Linked DNA regions of Homo sapiens: region 2 is linked to region 1. Evidence: chromatin loops called from intact Hi-C (ENCODE). Cell type or tissue: GM12878. All regions are shown on one strand. Links, peaks and the distances in the headings refer to the core of each region. The heading gives the core; the rest is flanking DNA. Region 1 has its middle 79 kb from the start of DNAH14. Region 2 has its middle 18 kb from the start of LINC02813.

What was found. A loop is a pair of places that touch in the nucleus more often than their neighbours do. Peaks named below come from ENCODE experiments on the same cell type or tissue, not always from the same donor. Only the 100,000 strongest peaks of a DNase experiment are listed, where the experiment ranks them.
Region 2: a loop joins it to region 1, with 2.9 times the contacts of the local background. A loop is called at or near these places in 2 of 110 quality-filtered maps.

Annotation. Positions count from the first base shown.
Region 1 is chr1:224,846,988-224,855,325 of GRCh38, forward strand. No RefSeq gene overlaps it. Among named protein-coding and RNA genes, the nearest start is that of DNAH14, 79 kb to the right of the region's middle. In GM12878, for the core only: CTCF peaks have their summits at 4,684 (motif pointing left) and 6,156 (motif pointing left); DNase peaks (open chromatin) are centred at 4,674 and 6,134.
Region 2 is chr1:224,779,133-224,787,470 of GRCh38, forward strand. No RefSeq gene overlaps it. Among named protein-coding and RNA genes, the nearest start is that of LINC02813, 18 kb to the left of the region's middle. RefSeq lists an enhancer at 4,049-4,258. In GM12878, for the core only: no CTCF peak of the experiment used is centred there; a DNase peak (open chromatin) is centred at 4,329; H3K27ac peaks cover 2,008 bases.

The DNA.
Region 1 (8,338 bases), core at 22-8,021:
GTATCTCTTACATATATTGATTTATGTCTTTGCCTGTAACTTTTGTCTCCCTAAAATGTATAAAACCAAACTGTAACCTGACTGCCTCAGGCACATTTTCTCAGGACCTCTTGAGGCTGTAACACAGGCTGTGGTCACTCATATTGGCTCACAATAAGCCTCTTCAAATATTCTGCAGAGTTTGATTTTTTTGTTAATAATATATGGGATAAAGGATGTGATGCTATTCAGTTCCCAAGCCTGTGCACCCTTGAGGGCTGTGAGGCCAAGCCAGCTAGTCCGATTTATAGTGACTCTGTTTGCTAACATCTAAGGACTTTTTATCTATAGCATTCAGTTGCTAATTAATCATTAATTGATAATTAGTATTTGGATAACCACATACATAATTATTTTACCAACAGAATTTGTTATTACAAAACTTAATTTTTTTTTTTGAGACAGAGTTTTTGCTCTTGTTGCCCAGGTTGGAGTGCAATGGCACAATCTCAGCTCACTGCAACCTCTGCCTCCTGGGTTCAAGTGATTCTCCTACCTCAGCCTCCCAAGTAGCTGGGATTACAGGCATGTGCCACCACACCTGGCTAATTTTGTATTTTTAGTAGAGACAGGGTTTCTCCATGTTGGTTAGGCTGGTCTCAAACTTCTGACCTCGGGTGATCTGCCCACCTCATCCTCCCAAAGTGCTGGGATTGCAGGCATGAGCCACCATGCCTGGCCACAAAACTTAATTTTTTATGTAGTTCTCATGATGGTGCCAAATTTTTAAGGATCATGTGACCATGGTTGCATCTTTCTCTGTATAGCATTCCTCAGTGTCTTTCAGCACACATTGTAATCAGTTTTCTCCTTGAGTGCTCACCTGCGATGATGTTGATGGGCCTCCTCTTTGTGCGGGTTGGACAGCTGGGGGCCTAGGGGCCAGGAAACTGGAGAAAGCATTCATCCAGGCTCATTCATGCTTCAGTGTGGCTGAGTTTTCAAAATATTAGTTGGTCCTTTCTTCATATCTGAATTGAGTGTCATGCAAGACCCCTAAATGGTGCCCAGTGACTGATTAGATGGAATAATTAATTTTACATGAGAGTGGAATTTCCTTTAACCTTCACACAGATGTCACGTTATGATAATGTTGCTTAATGCCATGGTTCTAGTTCTGAAGATGGTTTCAGAGGGAGAACTATCACAGAGACTTTTACCTTAGGTGAGACCTTTGCACATGTAGGGTTTTGTCACAATCTGCTTAATTGTCTTGCAAATGGAGTTTCAAAAACAAAAGTGTGTAAATTAGTACAGCTGTTATGGAAAACAGTATGGAGTTTCCCCCAAAAGCTAAAAATAGAAGTACCCTGTGATCCAGCAGGTCCCACTGCTGGGTATATATATCCAAAGAAAATGAAGTCAGTATGTCAAAGAGACATTTGCACTCTCATGTTTATTGCAGCACTATTCACAACAGCCAAGATATGGGATCTACCTAAGTGTCCATCAACAGATGAATGGATAAAGAAAATTCAGTCTTAAAAAAGAAGGACATCTTGTCAGTTATGACAACATAGTTGAAACCGAAGGACATCGTGTTAAGTGAAATAAACCAGGCACAGAAAGACAAATACTACATGATCTCATTTTTATGTGGAATCTAAAAAAGTTGAACTCATAGAAGCAGAGAGTAGAATGTTGATTACTAGGGGATGAGGCAGGGATTGGCAGGGATAGAGAAAGGGGAGATAATGGATCAAAAGGTACAAAGTTTCAGTTAGGGGGAGTAAGTTCAAAAGAGCAATCATATGTCATGGTGACCACAGTTAAGAATAATATATTGGGTCAGATGTGGTGGCTCATGCCTGTAATCCCAGCACTTGGGATTTAGGAGGCTGAGCCAGGAGGATCGCTTGAGCCTAGGAGTTCAAGACCAGCCTGAGCAACATGGTGAAACCCTGTCTCTACAAAAAAAATACAAAAATTAGCCGGGCATGGTAGTATGCACTTGTAGACCTAGCTACCCAAGAGGCTGAGGTAACAGGATCAGCTGAGCTTGGTGAGATTGAGGCTGCAGTGAGTTGTGGTCATGCCACTGCACTCCAGCCTGGGCTACAGAGGGAGATCCTGTCTCAATAATAATATATACTTGAAAATTGCTAAGAGAGTAGATTTTAAGTGTTCTCACCACAAAAAATAAGTATGTGAGGTGATACATATGTTAAATTCTTGATTTAGCCACTCCACATTGTATACATATGTCAGAACATCATGTTGTGTCAGAAGCTTTGAATCAGAGCTATTCCATCTTGAGTAGGGGCTGGGTAAAATAAGGCTGAGACCTACTGGGCTTCATTTCCAGGTGGTTAGGCATTCTATGTCATGGAATGAGATAGGAGGTCAGCACAAGATACAGGTCATAAAGACCTTGCTGATAAAACAGTTTGTGGTGAAGAAACCGGCCAAAACCCACCAAAATCAAGACGGTGACAAAAGTGACCGTCTGGTCGCCCTCACTGCTCATTATACACTAATTATAATGCATTAGCATGCTAAAAGACACACCCACTAGCACCATGACAGTTTACAAGTGCAATGGCAACGTCAGGAAGTTACCCTATATGGTCTAAAAAGAGGAGGAACCCTGAATTCTGGGAATTGCCCACTGTTTTCCTGGAAAACTTATGAATAATCCACCTCTTGTTCAGCATATAATCAAGAAACAACCATAAAAATGGCCAACCAGCAGCCCTTGGTGCTGCTCTGCCTATGGAGTAACCATTCTTTATTCCTTTACTTTGTTAATAAACTTGCTTTCACTTTACGGATTCACCTCAAATTCCTTCTTTCACGAGATCCAAGAACCCTCTCTTGGGATCTGGATTAGGACTCCTTTCTGGTAACAGTTGTACACCATAAATACATACAATTTTTACTTGTCAATTTAAAAAATTTTTAAAAGAGAAGAGAATGAGAGAATGAGTCAGTGATCATAATTCAAAAGTGGGCAGATCATGAGGTCAGGAGTTCGAGACCAGCCTGACCAACATGGTGAAACCCCGTCTCTGCTAAAAATACAAAAATTAGCGGGTATGGTGGTGCACCCCTGTAATCCCAGCTACTCAGGAGGCTGAGTCAGGAGAATCACTTGAACCAGGCAGGCGGAGGTTACATTGAGCTGAGATCGCGCCACTACACTCCAGCCTGGGTGACAGAGCAAGACTCCGTCTCAAAAAAAAAAAAAGCATCTTCCTTGTTGACATGGTCATTTTCCAAAATGAATGATACCATCTTTACACTTATCATCTGGTGCTAGATTGAAGGTGCTCTCCTCTGAAGCATTTACCTACAGATCTTACCTGATGGCTGCCTTTTTGAAATCTGTGTCTGACGACTGAGGGGTCACCATGTTATTGCACCCACACACACGGTTGAGATGGGGCCCAGGTAGCAAGGGTCTTTGCCTACTGTATCATTGAAGCTCAAAAGCACACACAGAGTTTCCATATTGTATTTGGATCACTTTGGTGAACTGGAAACAGTAATCTGGCTGTGAGGGTAGTAGGTTTTCCCAGTGGGGAAGATGCCCCCCTAACCACAGGCATCCCATTGGTGTGAAGAGAAATGAGCCAGGAGCTTTCATCATCATCGGACCATCAGACCACACACATGCGCCCTCACACTCTGCTTCTAAATGCCCTGAATGCCTTAAAGGTAGAGAAAACACATTTTCTTTGGTTGTGAATCTGTGGTATGAACATAAGCAGAGGGTGCTACCTCCTTTGCCTTGTTTTGATATTTATTTGTTCAGGGACCATGTATTGAGAGGTATCTACATGCAGACACTGTGTTAAGCTGAGAGCAAATCTGGGGCAGAGCACAATAAATAGTCAGTGTTTGTGGCTTTTAGATTGATGAGCAAATATTCACACAAATAAATGTTCAATTCATTGAGTTGTCACCCTTTTCAACCTCAGACTGAGCTCCAGAATGGGGACTAGGCCATTTCACCTCTGCACCCCAGCATGCAGCCCAGTGTTTGGAGGAGTGGGTGCTGAGAAGTTGGCTGAAAGCACCATCCTCGTGCTGTCTAATGTCAGCTCCTGCAAGGGAAGCTCTTGGGTCCTAGCACCAAGGGTAGAGGTCACTGTGGTTGTCCTGCCAAGATATGCTCTCCTGAGGTGGCTGTTGGAGGAGCGGCGCGTAGAGACATGGAGTGCATCTCAGAGCTCAGACCTTGGCCGCTCCTCTGGGATGGTCGCAGCATCTCTCTTCCTGACCACACTACAAGGGTTGGTGACCAAAAGGAATGTTTGAGCCTTCAGTAGTTACAGAAGTGAGGCCCTAAGCACTGCCCATCCAGTGCAGGCTTGGAATGGGGGTCGTTCCAAGGTGTCCACAGTCAGACCCACCTGCTCCAGGGTGGCTGAGAGCATGAGAAAAGGTAACTTGCTCAGAGTGCTCAGTACTGACCTATGCTGGTCAGTGACAGCTGCCAATAAACAAGGGGGTGGGGACTGTGCCTCCCAAGGTAGGCCAGCCTAACTCTGTAAAGCACTGTTAGTTTAACTGTCCCAAAGCGAGCTATGGACAAGAGCCTTGAAGTCCAGTGTTTTATAATGGGCATAAACACAAGGTGCCAGCTTGGAGGACTTTCTGCTGATGCCCTCAACAGAGCCAGCTCTGGCATAGTGCCCTCTGCTGGTGATGTGGATCCATGCTCGGCAAGCCCGGGAAAAAAGGCAGGTCAAGACACTTTGAGACTCCTTCTCAGGCCACCACATGGTGTTTAATGATTATTGTTATATTCTAAGTTGATAGAAGTGCACTCTGGCCCTTAGCTGGGGACCAAAGCAAAGGAGTGGAGAGGAGCTAGGAGGGCAGTAGCAACACGGGGACACCCTCTAAGCAGCAGCTCAGCCCGTCCCTGCCCTGGCCTTTCAGCCCCTCACTCCTCCTGAGTCCTCTCAGCTCACTGCCATGAGGTGTTCTATGTTTCCTCCACGGGGCTGGGGGATCCGAAGGCAGGCACTACTTTGACTTTCTGCATCTGGAGGCCACAGTAGGTACTGAATACACCTTTGATGGAAGGGCTCATCACCTGTTCCGTTCCCACACTGTTTCCATGACAAATGACTGAATGCAGACTGTGCTCGAGAGGCTCGCACAGCAGGGCCGCTCCCACTGCTCTGTTGCTTAAACAGGAAAGGGTCCAGCCTAGGGCACCGAAGGCAAAGGAGCAGAGGGGGGTTCTCTCAATTCAGTGAGGGGCACAAAAGGCAACCCACCCCCAGCTCATCCCTGGGAGCCCAGAAGCCCATGAAGAAGGCTTTCTGGAGTGCCCTGGTTGTCCAGCATGGTACGGACAGACGGTGGGGCTAGTCAGCAGTAGCACACCTTGGTCTCCACTGCATCTGGGTTTGAATCCTTGTGCTTTCACTTGCCAGCTCTGTGCCTGTTAACATCTCTGAGCCTCTGTTTTCTCATCTAAAAATAGAAATGATGATAATACAGTCCTTTTCTGAGGACTACGTGAATTTAGTTATGTAATGTGTCACCTAAAATGATGCTTAACACATAGTCAGGGCTCAAAACCGGTTGTCATGGCTGCTGATATGGCTATTCCTAGGAACGTTGCAGAGATGTGGGAGATTCAAATGAATCCAAAAATTTAAATTCCGGCCTACCGTTACCTACAGTTACCTGCAATACACCATAGATATCGTGAAATGGAATAGAACAGTTTCAAGATGACATTAATATTTTAGTTTTTACCCTTTGATAAATCGCTTCGCATCTTTGGGTCTTGGTTTCTTCATGAGGAAAATGATGTAGTATAATTCAGTAATCATATGCTACATATAGTAATCATGCTAGGATCCTGAACATGAGATCATATAATACAAACCTAATCTAGGCAGTCCCAGCTTCTTGCAAAGTTGCATTTCCCCTACTCAATTATTCAGTTCTGAATATACATATGTACGTATATACGTGTGTACGTATGTACGTGTGTACGTGTGTACGTATGTACGTGTGTACGTGTGTACGTATGTATGTATGTTACTGCCTGCTGCCTTACTTGACTGGTTTAGAAACCAAGCGTCAGCCTGATTTATGCTTCCTGATTTTTCTTGGACAACTGAGTCAGCATTTCATCTTATAAGGTCCCCATCTAGTGGTAGTAAAAGAAAATTGCAAGGCCGTAAGTCCCCTTTTCCCATCTGCATTCCTGGTCCATAAAAGTGGGACAGATATGAATGAATGAATGCTGAGAATGGGACGAATCAGGTAAAACCAACTCAAGATGTGAGTTCTGAGTTGGGTCTTGAAATAAAATGGCAAACATAGATTGCCAAAGAAGCATTGTGAACTTTCCTGGTTGGAGGTAAGTCATGCACTAAAGCTCTGCATTGAAAAGAAGGGGAGTTTGGCATTCTTGGCCAAAAAAGCAACTGTTTGGGTGACAGTGGAGGGGCCATGTTGGTTAGTTGGGAATGACAAGAATGGTATAACTGGGCAGAAGAGTTTAGACTTGATGTGACAGTTTTCTAAGATGCCAAGTTGGTCTGTTACAGAATCCGCAACATATCAGTAGGGTTCCAAATCACACTCTCAAAAGCAGTGTGGCCCATGCCCTTCTCTATGGGTCTAAGGCTCTCTTCTTAATGGCTTTTATAGAGCTGTTACCCTCCCTCTCAACTTCTGTTAAGTGCATGGGTTTTGGATTCAGAAAGTCACCCTGTGTTCTTGAGAAAAGTATTAACTTCATTTTTCTCATCTGTAAAACTGCAGGAGGATGCAGGTTGATGTGAGGATTAAGTGATGTGATCTGAGCATGGAACCTAGTGTACAGCCTGACACAAAGTATAGCCCAATAAACAGCATTATGAATGCCTTTCTTTCCTCTCATGGATCACTTCATTGTCCCCTTCCTTTGAGTTGCTTATTTTTATAAAGGTCTCTTTTGTGTCACGTTTGTGAAACAGGATGTTAAACACAACTTTTTGTATCCTCTTAAGGCTTTAGCAAAAGCACTGGGGGCCAAGAACAACAGGTGCTGCACTATAAATGCAAAAATTATGAAACCAGCTTTGACCCCTATCCCATCAGCCACCTGGCACATATGTAAGAAAAGGCAAAGGTTTCATCAAGGGGTTCAAGAGGCCAGGAAAGGGCTGCCAGGATGCAGTGCACCACCCGCTGCCCCACCCATGGGGGCTGAGGAGGGAGGGCCTTTTCCTTCTCTGTCAGCTCAAGAGAAAGAAACCACCAAGAGAAAACTCACCTGGAGACATTGTCATGGGCTCTCTGGCGTTTGAGGGATCAGCCTGAAAATAACTGAAAGAACTCTGCCCCCAAAAGCCTTTCTGCCAGGCTCAGGCGTCTACAGCAGAAAGAAACTGGGGACACTGTTGGAAGCAGTGGCTGGGGTGGGGTTGGGGATGAGAAGCTTGTACATGGTCAGCTGGAGGACCAGCTACACCAGGGAAGGGGGTCCCCAGGAAGAGCATTCTCCGAAACCCATCAAAGCTCTCAGTCACAGCCAGAAGGCCTTTTCTGTCCCATGCCTCCCCTCCAAACCCCTGAACCACGCTGGAAAGGCCCCCAGGGAGGTAGAGAGTGAGACAAAGAGGAGTCTAACCCCTGAGGGAGGTCCACGCTGGAGCAGGAGGGAAAATTTAGATTGAATGGGAGTCTAGGGTTTTGATAATAATCGCTGGAAATCTAATTTTATTAGATTACATTTTATTAACTGTAAGTAGTCAGAGGAACTGTTATTACTAAAGAGTAATTAGAAAAGCTATGATACAAATCCAAGGTTCTATCCAAGGGTGGAGTGGTAGGGATAATGAATTCTTCAGGAGGGGTGGGCTTAAGGGTTAATGTAGCCTCAGAGTCCAACTTATTTAATAAACTGGTAACAGGTGTATTTATCCCATCATTGTTAGCTTTGCTGTAAGTTTAGGAGTTGGCTTTTATCCTGGGAGGACTATGTTGACATGACTCTATTATAATAACATAAATCTTCATGTCTCAGGGATTGTTGCATAATCCTGCCTGGAAACACAAAGATGAAGTAGACTTGATTATTCATTGATATTTATTGTTAATCTGCACTGTAATCAGACAATTAATACAACAGAAGAAGGGCTTTGGGGCATATAGAGCTCAGTTCAAATCCAGTCCCATTACTTCCTGTGTACTTATGTGCCCTCGGTTTCATCACCTATGCAATGGGTATTATTCACGGGTTACCCTTGAAGAGTTGCAAGGATTTGATGAAATAATGCATGTCAGAGACCCAGAATGGTGGCTGACACGAGTACAGTGCCTAACCTAGTCAGTGAATAAA
Region 2 (8,338 bases), core at 77-8,076, 68 kb before region 1:
TCTAAGGAGAAAACCATTGTCCATCTCCTTGTCTTTTCAGTCCTTTCTGCACCTGGATATCCTCAGCATTAACAATAACACCATCAACTCACTCATTGGACTTCATGAATGTGTGGTGGAGCCTCCTGAGGATTTAACTTTCAATACCATGACTTATTGATGAGACTTGTAATCAACAATAAAATTGGAAGGCCTCCTAACCATCTGCATTAGTCCATTCTTGAGCTACTATAAAGAACTACCTGAGACTGGGTAATTTCTAAAGAAAAGAAGTTTAATTGGCTCACGGTTCTGAGAGATAGATGTACAGGCCTCTGCTTCTGGGGTGGCCTCAAGAAACTTACAATCATAGTGGAAGATGAAGGGGAAGCAAGCATGTCTTACATGGCAGGAGCAGGAGAGAGAGGGTGGGGGAGGTGCCACAAACTTTTAAACAACCAGATTTCATGAGAACTCTATCACAAAACAGCACTAGGGGGATGGTGCTAAGCCATTAGAAACCACCCACATGATCCAATCACCTCCCACCAGGCCCCACTCCCAACACTGGGGATTACAATTCCATTTGAGATTTGGATGGGGCTCAGAGTCAAACCATATTACCATCTGAATAGACCCTTCCTCTGGGCCAAGGGCATTCCAGAATTAATCTGAAAAAGTAGTTCAGGCTGGATGAAGAGGGGATTGGACATGGCTCATCATTCCTATGAAGCATTAACATCAATACAGACCTTAAGTCTGTTAAGAAACATTTACAATCTATTGTCTCTGAAGCCTGCTACTTGCAGGCTTTATCTGCATGATAAAACCTTGGTCTCCACAACTCCAGACGTTCCTTTCTACTGATGATAACTTTCTACTGCTAATAACTGTTTCAACCAATTGCCAATCAGAAAATGTTTAAATCTACCAACGATCTGGAAGTTCCCCTCCTCGAGTTGCGTCGCCCTTCCAGATCAAACCAATGTAAATCTTTCATGTATTGGTTGACGTATTATGTCTCCCTAAAATGTATAAAAGCAATCTGTGCCCCAACCACCTTGGGTACACATCGTCAGGACCTCCTGAGGCTGTGTCATGGGTGTGTCCTTAACCTTGGCAAAATAAACTTTCTAAATTGATTGAGACCTGTCTCAGATACTTTTGGGTTCACAGCCTAAGTATAGGCTCCTTTAATAGTTAAGCGACTCCCTGAGGAGATGTTGTGAATTGTTAAATTCTCCATTCCGGCTTTTAGAGGATGCACAGAAACAACTGGATTGTCTGGAGTCAGCCCCATTGCAGGCCGCTGAGAAAGACAGCTGCAGACTATCTTGAGCTAAAATCACAATGTTAGCTCCACCAAGGTAAGGACTGCATTTGCCTAACTTACGGCTTTATGCACAGCAACCAGCACGTCTACCTACACACATAGGGGTCACTTAATCATATGTGAATTGACTTTGAGTGAATAAAAGAGTAGATATTTGTTTAACAAAGGAAGGAAAAACAGAAAAAAAGGGTGGTCTATTAATATCCTATTACTTTTTTGGAATGGGAGGCAAGTCTCTATGAATCTCTCACATTTCTTCACATCTAGGCATCAACACCCACTTTCCTCAGATTTATTTACTTTCCAGAATGGTAAAGATAGTGAGAATGTCCCCCTCCCTGGAGATGGTCTAGGATAATAAGGATAAAGACCTCTCTCCTCTTCTTGAGAAAGATTTGTTTACATTGCAGGGTAGTAAGATAACATCTCTCCCTGGAGGGGAGGATGGGCAGTTTTCCAGAAGCCCCATTGTAACGTAGGGGGGTTCCTAAGCTTAGGATTCCCCAGCTGTGAGGCGCCCCTGCACTCCGTGCATGGTATTCACCTGTGCCAACCTTTGCATCACCCTTGTGAGATCTGGGGCGTAAAGAGAACTGATACAAACAGGAAGCTTCTACCATTGCTGTGAAGTATCTAACTCCATCTACGTGGGCTCATTGTGTCCTTACTGGCAGAGACTATGGAGCTGTGATCAGGCAACCTGTCAGTTCCCACTGTTCTGCTGCTCAGTGCCTACCTGACCATGGGACATACCTACCATGTTTTTGCTTGGTATCATGATCCAAGTGAGCTATGGAATTAGCTTTTGTATGGGCCTCATATGTAGATGAACTTCTACTATGTGATGTTGGGGAAATGACTTAACATTTCTTAGCCTCAGTTTCTACATCTGTAAAATTACTTTCTTATGAGTTTGTTGTAAAGATTAACTATAAAGTGCCCAGCACAATGGCATGCACACATTAGTACAGCACCCTACAAAAGCTAATTTACCTTCTTTCCTATAAGCCCAGAAATCATAGACTACAATTTACTTAATTTGCTACTGTAGAATACTCTTTGATAACTTTTAATCCATAATTTCCATTTAAAATAAAATAATTGTATTACATTTTTTCCATCAAATTCTTATTAAAAGCAATTACAGATTTTTTTCACAGCAATATCAAAAATACTTTCATAAAGCAGTTATAAATATGTAAAAGTATACAGAAATATACAGAAATATTCCTTATTGTACAAATAGGAATCTTATTTATCTTATTTTCCCAGAGGGAAGAGAAAGGGGAATATTTGTTAAGCAGCAATTTTCCAGCCACTTTACATGCATTATGTTACTTAAAACTTTCAGGAATATTCTTTGTTATTATTTTGCAAATGAAGAAACAGAGGCTCAGACATATCAAGTAAAACTTGTATAAGATCACATAGTAGTGAAACCAAAACTTGAACCTTGAGTCTATTGACTTTAAAACATGAACTCTCTCTTTCACAAGTACCCAACTGCAGAAAGTGTTTACTCTGAGTTTCTCATCCTCTGCCCCTAATTCCCTGCCCGCTTCCATACCTCTTGCTGCAATCATTAATGAATTAGCACTGAGTTCCCTGTGTCCTCAAAATGGCAGCATTTCCTGGTATAACTAAAACTGGAACTTTGAGCCGTTTAGTATGGTGAATTCTACCTCCCTTCAAGTACTGAATTGCACAACTTCATATGCAAAAAGAAGCTTAGTATTTATTTGTTTGCTTTTTTTTGCTAAAAGAGAAGAGAGGATCCAGCGAAAGAGCTGGGGGGAGAGTGATAAGGGATGGGCCACATGGCATCCTGGTGGACATTTGCCATTGCTTTTTTTTTGACCACCCAACTCCTGAATCTTCTTTGTATATTTGGGACTTCCACTGTGTGAGCTGAGATCACTTTTGTGACCTCAAGAGAAGTCCAGACAACAGCTCTCCCAGCCCTCCTGAAGCCTGAGTGTGGCAAGTGACCAAGGCCTGGGCAATCAGGCAACCCCTGCAAGGACTCTGAATTGGGAAGTAGTGAGCAGGAGGAGGTTAGGGCCAGCAGCTGAAAGATAAGTGTTGCTGACAGACTTTGTCAGTGTCTAGGAACCATCTGCATCAATTTGAGGCTAAGAAACATAGTATCACCCATAGCTGGAGAGGGGACTGTCCCTCTACTCTGCTCCCCGAGCCCACTTGGCTATGGCCATGGTACCTCTGGTACCCTGAGGACTCTGGGTTCAGCAGGGAAAGAGACCTGAGTTTTGGAGGGAGAGTGTCTTCATATCTTCCTGGAGGCCACCAGCAGTGGAGGGGTCAGGAGGTTTGATGAAGAAACTGGAGGAGGGGACATGGGCAGACTTGTTTCTGATTACATGCGAGACACTCTCCCAGGGAGGTCCAGAGAGAACCAAGAGAGCTCTCAAAGGGCTTGTTTCTGTGTAGGTGGGTGGGCTAAGGGCCATGTGCATTAGGACAGATGAGGTCTGGGATATTCAGGTGACCTATACAATGAATAGATCTCTTCTAGCAATCCCATCAAAGAGTGTGTGCTTGAAGATGTAAACACTGATTTCACAGCCCACCTCCAACACAAATAAGGTGTGTTGGTGACACATCGCAGAGTGAAGTCACAGTGTCTGCATCTGTGAAATGTACATGATAATGAATGTTTATCCAGTTGTTATCGAATGCCCAGGGTTTAGTCTAGGTCCTGTTGCTTGCTGCATAGAAAGTTAATCACTGAGACCATGATTATTGCCAGGGAGGCTTTATTCGGGTGATGTCAACTGAAGAGATGGAGACAAGCCTCAAGTCTATCTCTTCTCCCATCTAAAATTATGGGTTGATTTAGCTGGGAAGGAAAACAGAAGGGGCAAGGAAGAGGAGTTGGTCAGCAGGCAGCAGGTGGTCAAATGAGGGTTCTGGTGTCTCATTGTAATCACATGTGGGAAAACAGGAATTAGGGAGGGGTAAGGAAGAGGAAGTGGTCAGCAGGCAGCAGGTGCGTTTCATTGTACAAAAGTAAGTTTCTCAAGCTTCAGTTCTATGGCCTTCTGGCTGGCTGGAAAATTGGGCTAGTTTCAGTTTGCAGAGCAATTATAAATAAATGAGAGTCTCTAAGTTAAAGAGCAAGACTTTGGGGGAGGAAGGGGCCAGATACCAATTATATCTATACCTTCGAAAACATTTACTGCCTTAGCCAGTACTAGGAAAGTGAGAGGCATCACATGGTAAAACTTTAATCTCCTTATATTTGCCTCTAAACATGATCTACACATGTTTACAGCATTTTAACCAGGAATCCTGTCCGTTTTCACTGAGAAGCCTTTGGTTGGAAACACAGTAGAGTGGACGTCTGTTTTTGTTTTTGTTTGTTTTTAACGTTGTTTTTTTCTTTTTGAGGAGGCACAGCATCCCTTATTTAGGGAAACTGCCTGCACAAATCCATGTAGTTCTGATGAGGCTGACAATGTCAGTATTCCAGGGTCCTGACCACAGCAATTGACATTTAGCCTAAGCAGAGAATGTCACTTTCTCTGGAATCTAATCTGGAACAGAGACACACAGGGCTAAAGCCCATTGGTGCCACATACAACGGCAATACCTCAGAGAAACAGAGACCACAAACTCCCACTGCTGTCCATGCTGTCGCCATCGTTTCTGTATTTCTGAAACCATTTGTTAGCTTTTCCTTTTTATATAATACTTTGGATAACTCCCTCTTCCTGTTTATGTTAGAGTTTACTTGTGCCGCTCAAACCCAAAAATATCTCAACAGATAGATTTTTAATTTACGTCATGGAGAAAGAAATGCTATTTAAAACTAAAACTATAAAGCAGCTTTTGAGTTTAAAGGGGAGGGTGGTTTCAAGATGATGGTAACATATTTCTAGGCTGTCCCATTCCTCTTGCAGAGGCTGGTGGGAGGGTGAGAAAAGGAAGATGGTGCATCTCAGAGCAGAGCCGTGCAAAGGGAGGTGTGGGGATGGGTTGAGATAAGGGCTCGATTGCTCTGCCTAACAGAGTGGGAAAAGTTGCTGGAAGACAGTAGGCCAAGCCATATGGCAGGAGACTAGAACTTAAGGAGAAAGTGGCCAAAGGAATTTTGAGAAGGAGGATAACATATTTAAAGTTAAGTAGTTTGAATTGTTTCAGTGTCAATCCAACATCCATTTCCTTCCGGGGAAAGTCTGTTGCACACAACTTTGTGTATGATCAACTGTGTGTGTGTGCCTGTGTCGTGTGTGTTTTGTATGCATGCATTGAGGAAGAGGGGGCTAGAATCTATGTCTGGCATGATGTGGTGTGGGGTAGGGATGGAAAATAGAGGAAGGCAAGATGATTCATAAACTAAACCACTTTAGCAGAATGGGTGACTTCATTCCCCCTGGAGAGATTGAGAAGCATGCAGCTTGCCTCTACATGTGGTTTCATTTTAATCTCAGAGGGCACAGTACTTTAGCTAATATCTGGCTCACATGATTATATATTCACAATCAATACATGTACATTTTGATGCTCTGGAGAAGAACTTGGAAAACAAGTAGGAAATAATCTTATTCCTCTAGAGAAGGGGCTGGCAAACTACTGGCATTGATGTAAATAAAGTTTTTCTGCAACATAGCCAGCTCATTCCTTTGAGTCGATTTACCACGAGAACTTATGGACCACAAAGCCTAAAATATTTACTCTCCAGCCCTTTAAGGAAAAGTTTGCCTACTTCTGCTTTAGAGGCCAAATGAGGCCTTACAGGAAGGAATAGGTTAGCCTTGTTCTACAAGTTGGACAACTCAATATGTACTGCTGGCTCAAGGTTTAAAGGTCCTTCATATTTGGCCTATAAACCTGAGGTGAGGTCTCACTGTTTATTTCAAGAGAAATCAGATAAAATCTAAACCAAGTACAGAAATGCTTTTTACAAATTTTATTTTAACTTTTGTCTATGGATTTCTTAACTCTCTTCTTCCCTTTTCTACCGTTAAAAGCAGCATGGTAGAGAGTCAAGGGCATGGGTTTGGGATTAAATAGTTACACATATGCAAGCTAGCTTCTCCATGTACTGCTTGTGTGACCTTGAGCAACGTTCCTAATTGAGAGCTATACCCCTGTTTTCTCATCTGTGAAATGGGCAGCATAATGCTCATTTCATAGGGCAGTTGTAAAGATTGTAAAGACAATGTTCATCGGGGTCTAGAATTTTGAAAATTCTCAACTTATATTACTCACACCCCTCCCCATCCTACTCCTGGTTCTTTGTTGTACTTTGCGCATGCAATGGAGGGCTTTATACTCAGCTGGTGTCCTCATGGTCATCTCTTTGCTATTAAACACTCATACTGTCAATTGTTTGGATCTGTGCCAGCAAGAAAACTGGGAGAGGCTGAGGGAATAATGTTTACCTCCATTTGGAATCTTCATGTTATTCTAAGGAGGAATGAGAAATCAGACCTGCCCAGCTCCCTGGGAGTTCTTTAACCTACTAAGCCTGGATTTCCAACTCAGGGCCTCATTGTGAACCTGGAGAGGAGGAGGTCATGGTCAAGAAGGGTTCGGGGCCAGGTCTGTAGAAGCACTAGTGTCCTGGTATCAGAAAAGCCCAGACAGAGCATTTAAGATGATTTAGGACAAACAACTTCCTTCTCAATTTGTGGACCAGGTTTAAGATCCCAGAGACCCAAAATAAATATAGGATTTCTGCCTGAGCAAGGCCGTACCCCAAGTTATCCCCCACAGAGAAATTACCAGCCTAATGCTTGAAAAGCACTTCACAGATGAAAGTGAACAAATACCTTAGATACTAATGTGGCTAAAAAGTCTGGCGTCTTGGACTTGGCTGTCGTGAAACTTCCGTGCCCTCCACCCTGACTCTGTGAGATAGGAAAGGCCTCTGCCACCTCAGGGCTCTTTTTTTGCCAAGCCAGCTCCCAACAGTGTTGAAGTTAAAGGAAATGCAATATCTTGTGTGAAATCCAAGTCTCTTCATTCCTGAATACAAATTAAGACCCCTTTGGCCTAATAAACATCATTGTCATGATTACAGTACTGATAGCTACCATTGGCTGAGCTCATGGAAGGTATGCACCAGGTATTTTACACAGCTATTATTTCCAGACTTCATCCAGCCTGAAAGTTTGGATTTGTTATCCCCATTTTAGAGAGGAAGAAATTGAGGCTCTAAGACATTAAATTCATTAAATTACTCACCTGAGTCAACAGGTAGTCAGATCTGTTTAACCCCAAAGCCACTCTCCCAAGCTTCCTTGCCTAAGCTGTTTTAGCTTTGCTCACAGAGGTCTAGCAATGCCCTAACTGCTCTGACCATTGTGGCAGGCACAGCTTCCCAGGTTCCTCTGCAGGAGAGTCTGATTCAGGGAATTTGGGGTGTAATAGGTGGTTCTTGTCATTGGGGAGCTTGAAAAACACTGGTAGTCACCACTCCCCTCCTCCTGCAGCTCCAAATGTGACTCATCCTGAGACCAAAGTGTAGACCTGTTTTTGAGACATGAAGCAAACAGGCTTCCCAAGACACCGTCTGATATGGTTTGGCTCTGGCCCCATCCAAATCTCATCTTGAATTATAATCCCCACTTGTCAAGGGAGGGACCTGGTGCGAGGTAATTGTGGTTTCCCCCATGCTGTTCTCATGATAGTGAATGAGTTCTCTCAAGATCTGATGGTTTTATAAGTTTTTGACAGTTCCTCCCTCACAGGCTCACACTTTCTCTCTCGCCTGCCACCATGTAAGATGTGTCTGCTTCCCCTTCTGCCCTGATTGTAACTTTCCTGAGGCCTCCCCAGCCATGTGGAACTGTGAGTCAATTAAACCTCTTTTCTTTATAAACTACCCAGTCTCTGGCAGCTCTTTATAGCAGTGTGAGAACAGACTAACACACCATCCCTATAAACTTTGAACATAAGGAGATAGAGAAGCATAAATGTGATAAGTTTCATTTCCTATGGGCTTGCGTGGATTTCTTGGGGATTTGAGATGTAAGACATGGACCAATAACACAGGTGAGA